Linked DNA regions of Homo sapiens: region 1 is linked to region 2. Evidence: chromatin contacts called from ENCODE Hi-C or POLR2A ChIA-PET data. All regions are on one chromosome and are shown on one strand. The core of a region is the stretch at or near the end of the contact, and the rest is flanking DNA. Distances in the headings are between cores, read along the strand shown. Region 1 holds the start of GK3 (glycerol kinase 3). Region 2 holds the start of APELA (apelin receptor early endogenous ligand).

The links. Hi-C counts contacts between places; a loop is a spot of excess contacts on that map. ChIA-PET counts read pairs that join two places held with the same protein, here RNA polymerase II (POLR2A). Pooled maps may share reads with other maps.
Region 1: a loop to region 2 is called in a map with no recorded cell type, with 2.8 times the contacts of the local background. The contact joins the promoter of GK3 here to the promoter of APELA in region 2. A Hi-C loop is called at or near these places in 1 of 37 single-sample maps with no recorded cell type and 1 of 50 pooled maps. POLR2A ChIA-PET finds 5 or more read pairs at or near these places in 1 of 52 experiments (activated T-cell).

The regions. Positions count from the first base shown.
Region 1 is chr4:165,278,176-165,281,036 of GRCh38, reverse strand. It overlaps GK3 (glycerol kinase 3), which reads left to right and starts at 1,333. Exons shown (of 1, transcript NM_001395953.1): 1 at 1,333-2,861. The coding sequence starts at 1,392. All of the region lies in intron 5 of KLHL2 (kelch like family member 2), which reads right to left. RefSeq lists an enhancer at 449-950.
Region 2 is chr4:164,875,701-164,878,675 of GRCh38, reverse strand. It overlaps APELA (apelin receptor early endogenous ligand), which reads right to left and starts at 1,498. Exons shown (of 3, transcript NM_001297550.2): 1 at 1,269-1,498. The coding sequence starts at 1,344.

The DNA of each region.
Region 1 (2,861 bases), core at 84-2,583, 400 kb before region 2:
GCTCATCCCTAACAGACAAAGTGTTTTTGGGAAAACAGAAATATCTCTGGTCTTCATTTTCCTAATTAATAAAATGAAAGTGTTAGACTAGATAACTGCTAAGATTTCCTATAACATTAATACTCTGTGATTCTTTGACTTTCAACACTATTAATCTTTAGGAGAAAAAAACCATGTATGTCTCCAGAAGTTCTATTAACATAAGGCAGTTTTAATGAAACCTGAAAACAGTTAACTCATGTAAGCTAGAAAAAATTCCTGTCAACAAGGCATAGCAGAGACTGCATGTAGTTTACTAAGGAATAAAGAGGACCATAATGAATGCATGAATATACAAATAATTAACTCTTTTAAGAAGCATCATTTGAGTTGGCATGACTTCAGCTAAAAAGTGCTGTGTATCAAGTGCTTTCACAGTTCTCCAAAGGAAGAATCTTCTGTATCAGTAAATTAACACTGCAATAGACCCTTGAATAATCAGCATCTATTCTTTGGCATGCATATCCCATGGCTAAGGCTAGCAATACGATTATTAAAACCACTCACTCAACACAATTTCTTTCAAGAGGGTGGCATTCAAATCATGAGCTTATTCTAACCGATGTTTATTCCAAGCAGTGATTCCTAGCCTAAATTACAGAAAGGTGGGCAAATGATTGAAGAAATTTTCTGTAGAAGAAACTGTTATAAAAACTGGTCTTACAGAGAATAATGCATATTCCAAATATACTTAATTAGGGTGTGAGTTTATTGTTACTGGACTATAAAGTTAGATTATAAGCAAGGGTTAAATTGTACTGAGCCTATTATCTATCACCCACAACAGTGTGGGCAATGCCAGGCACATAAAGAGGATAGCTTTGAAATGACTGACTACTGGGTCTAGGCTGAACGGCCAAGAGTTGGCTGGAAGAACAAGGGCCAAAGAGCACAGATTTATGAAGAAATACAAGAGAATGAGAAGGCACACATCTAGTCCGAACCAAGGTAGGGACCCCAGAGTTCTAAATACCAGAAAGGTCCAACAGACCCTGGAACTGCAGTCTAAGGTGATGAATGGGTTTGTGGGGGGAAGATGATAGTCACAGGGAGCTATGAAGGAGTCTCACGTGAGCCAACAGTATAGATTCTGAAGGCGTTTATGGCAGGAGAAACAAAATACGCAGGGAAAGATAATCTCAGTGTTAAAGACAGATGTATGCCTGGAGGCCAAGACAGAAAATGAGCTGCAGAGAGAACGCAGTAGCCTGCTAGCCAGCCAGTAAAGAAGTGAGGCTAGTTCAGCGGACTCGCGCGGCCTCGCTCTTTGGACTCGTCACCCTCCCCTCCCCCTCCCGCCGCCGTCACCCAGGAAACCGGCCGCAAACGCGGGCGGACCTGAAGCTGGTTTCATGGCAGCCTCAAAGAAGGCAGTTTTGGGGCCATTGGTGGGGGCAGTGGACCAAGGCACCAGTTCCACGCGCTTTTTGGTTTTCAATTCAAGAACAGCTGAACTACTTAGTCATCATCAAGTGGAAATAAAACAAGAGTTCCCAAGAGAAGGATGGGTGGAACAGGACCCTAAGGAAATTCTACATTCTGTCTATGAGTGTATAGAGAAAACATGTGAGAAACTTGGACAGCTCAATATTGGTATTTCCAACATAAAAGCTATTGGTGTCAGCAACCAGAGGGAAACCACCGTAGTCTGGGACAAGATAACTGGAGAGCCTCTCTACAATGCTGTGGTGTGGCTTGATCTAAGAACACAGTCTACCGTTGAGAGTCTTAGTAAAAGAATTCCAGGAAATAATAACTTTGTCAAGTCCAAGACAGGCCTTCCACTTAGCACTTACTTCAGTGCAGTGAAACTTCGCTGGCTCCTCGACAATGTGAGAAAAGTTCAAAAGGCCGTTGAAGAAAAACGAGCTCTTTTTGGGACTATTGATTCATGGCTTATTTGGAGTTTGACAGGAGGCGTCAATGGAGGTGTCCACTGTACAGATGTAACAAATGCAAGTAGGACTATGCTTTTCAACATTCATTCTTTGGAATGGGATAAACAACTCTGTGAATTTTTTGGAATTCCAATGGAAATTCTTCCACATGTTCGGAGTTCTTCTGAGATCTATGGCCTAATGAAAGCGGGGGCCTTGGAAGGTGTGCCAATATCTGGGTGTTTAGGGGACCAGTCTGCTGCACTGGTGGGACAAATGTGCTTCCAGATTGGACAAGCCAAAAATACGTATGGAACAGGATGTTTCTTACTATGTAATACAGGCCATAAGTGTGTATTTTCTGATCATGGCCTTCTCACCACAGTGGCTTACAAACTTGGCAGAGACAAACCGGTATATTACGCTTTGGAAGGTTCTGTAGCTATAGCTGGTGCTGTTATTCGCTGGCTAAGAGACAATCTTGGAATTATAAAGACCTCAGAAGAAATTGAAAAACTTGCTAAAGAAGTAGGTACTTCTTATGGCTGCTACTTCGTCCCAGCATTTTCGGGGTTATATGCACCTTATTGGGAGCCCAGCGCAAGAGGGATAATCTGTGGACTCACTCAATTCACGAATAAATGCCATATTGCTTTTGCTGCATTAGAAGCTGTTTGTTTCCAAACTCGAGAGATTTTGGATGCCATGAATCGAGACTGTGGAATTCCACTCAGTCATTTGCAGGTTGATGGAGGAATGACCAGCAACAAAATTCTTATGCAGCTACAAGCAGACATTCTGTATATTCCAGTAGTGAAGCCCTTGATGCCCGAAACCACTGCACTGGGTGCTGCCATGGCGGCAGGGGCTGCAGAAGGAGTCGACGTATGGAGTCTTGAACCTGAGGATTTGTCCGCCGTCACGATGGAGCGGTTTGAACCTCAG
Region 2 (2,975 bases), core at 249-2,748:
AACATCTTAATAGTAATATCCTCCTCCTTTTGAATGATTTTTTCCTAAATGCTCCTAGACCTTTTATTTTATGTAGTAAATTAATCACAAATATTTTGTAAGAACATTGTCAAAGCTACTGTGTATTTCTGAAAAGTATAAATGGTTTGAATAGTGACTGCTGTAAACAATGAGAAGGGATCAAGCTGCTTTCTCAGAGTTGCTGAATTGGAACTTTTTTCTTACTTATGTAAAAGCACAGACCAGGGGACATCATTCGAAATAAACTCACAGTGATCAAACTTCTAATTCACTAAAAAGCAAAGTCTGAATTTTTAACAAGTGATGCATCGTTTTCTGTTCTAACTGAAGAAGTATATTATCAAGTGAATAATTTAACATATTTGGATGTAAATATTACCACCTTTTTATTTAAAGTTGGGTTTGTGGTTCAGAAAACTTTAACTTTCTAATTTCTTTCTTTCTTTCTTTCTTTCTTTTTTCTGTTTCTTTCTTTCTTTCTTTCTCTCTTCTTTTCTCTCTTTTCTTTCTTTTTTTTTTCAAACTTACTGGTTCTTTGAAATCTTAGCTGTTTGGTTTTGAAGTAAAAGTACATTAGAATACTTTTGTGTACTAAATTTCTGTTGGTTAAGTACAATATACTTGATATCATCTTTGAAAACATGTCAAGTAAATTAATATTATGTATCTTTATCATACATATTTTTGATGCTTTTTAGCTGTATAAGCATAATAATAAAAACTGCACTTATTTGTTTTAAGTGACATGCCTAGTTACATAATTAGAAATGACAGCTATTGACCTGTTTTAAGATTTAATCTGCATTTTGTTGCATTATGCTTTTTGTATGTTAATTCAGCCCCTACTCTGGGCAGCAACATACTTTTTAAATAAACTGCTTTGGAGTTTGCATTTTACCTAAAAATCTATACATTTATTTACCTTTATAATGAATAGACGAACACTTCTGTTTCATTTTACTTGTAAAGACAACATAATCTGCAATAGCTTAGAGATCTATTTTCTTGGCATTTAGGAAAAATAGTGGTAAAATACTTATCATTTCAAAGTCCAGATGTTTTTAAAATATTGAAATAATAGACCCAACAGGATAGATAGCATACTTTCAAAATCCTACACATTTATCCCCAATACTACTAACTGCAAGCACACCTAAGTGGTTTTCAGATAAACACAATCATGCTCAGAGACCCAGGGATGCAAACAGGCAAAACAAGTTACTTGTACAAATGTATCAAAGGCCTACCTGGTCTCTGTCCGCTGATAAGGAGAAGACTCATAATAAAAATAAAAAATGCAAAAAGGAATTGCTGAAATCTCATTTTCCTACCGCACAAAAGTAGAGCAATGACTCTCAATGTAAACCAAACGATCTGTAAATAGTCTGTGCAATATCTGTGTGGCTGTCTTCACATTCTAGTGACAAACCTCAGAGAACTGCCAGCTGTGTTTTGCAGGAAGGTTAATGATCACATTAGACAAAGTTGCCGGTGCTCTGTGCTGTGGTCAGAGCCTCCCTCAGCCTCAAACCCCTCCTCCACTCCTCTTCTCCTTTCTCCTCGGCCACTCCCCTTTATTTCCATAAGCAAATATTGGTGAAATAAACCATTCAAGCATGCTATAACTTTAGTGGAAGTGTACTCCAAAAGCTCCAAGAAGAGAATGACTTAAATTCAATCTGGATATGAAGAAATACGTAAAACAAGACGTGACACTGCCTCCTCCCCTTACCATTTGCATCTGTTTAAACTTTGCCCATATTGGTCCCACATGCAGAAACCAGTGGAAATGACAGGAAGTCTCTCTTTTGTCTTTTTCAGAAGGAATTCTGAAGCTCTAACATAAGAGTCCCAAATGCTTTGTGGCAGAACATGTGCTGAAATGCTTTATCTTTACCAAACTTACTGCAAAGTAGTGCCTGTTTACACGAACTCTCCAAATTGCCTAATTCACTGGGTTTGTAACAGTAAAGATTTTTGGAATTTAGAATGTTTTGAAATAAATCTGCAAAACATATACATTTATATTAATATTTTGTAAAGTGCAGTTTTAAAAGTAACAGATTATTTTCATCTGCAAATGTCCAGGATTTTAAAAAAGGAAGTTCAGGCAAGCCACAAACTCATGAAATCTGTGTTCGGTTAAAAATTTATATGTGGTGGAATACCAGGCTAACATACCACAGTCACAGAAATTGGAGATGGAGAAAACAAGTCTTAGTTCATCTCCCAGTGAATTCAGAAAACACAAAAACAGTCTAGCCTTGTCTTTTACACACATGCACCAAGATCTCTTTTTGTTTCAAGTGCTCCCTTATATATCAGATACAGCTGTTATAAATGGAAATGACTATACTTATTATGTAAGTATAATAAATTCCATTTATAACATCCATATCGAACATATTTTAGGTAAAATGCAAAATGCCAAAAGAATAGTATAGGTATGCCTTGAAACACAAGTACAGCCAAAGTACTAGCTCTAAAGCATGTGTAATTTGTTTTGAACCATTAGGAATTTTGTTGTATTTGGCTTCTTTAGACTCAGGTAGTTGGTACATAACCTTGGGGCTTCCTGAGGTTTGAATTTAATGCACAATTTGTCTTGATTTTATAAGTCAATCTGTAAATTTCCCTGCCTGTCTAGTTAGGCATGAAGTTTATAATAGGCGATGGCATACAAAAATTCTTAAATTCACTTTATTGAAGTCTTGAGAATATATTGACCTGTTTGGGGACTGCAAGCATAGTGTTAAAGGGTCCTACTTTACCATGCTGTCCATTGCTTCATAAAATCAATGGAATACAATAGAGTTTGAACTCATGATATACAAGTGACTTAAGAATGGCAAAGAGTTTATTCAGATTTTTAAATCCCTCCCCATTTCCCGCCCCAGTCTTCTTAGTACAGCATTCAGGAAAACAGCATGCTAACAAAGTTGAATGTTAAATCA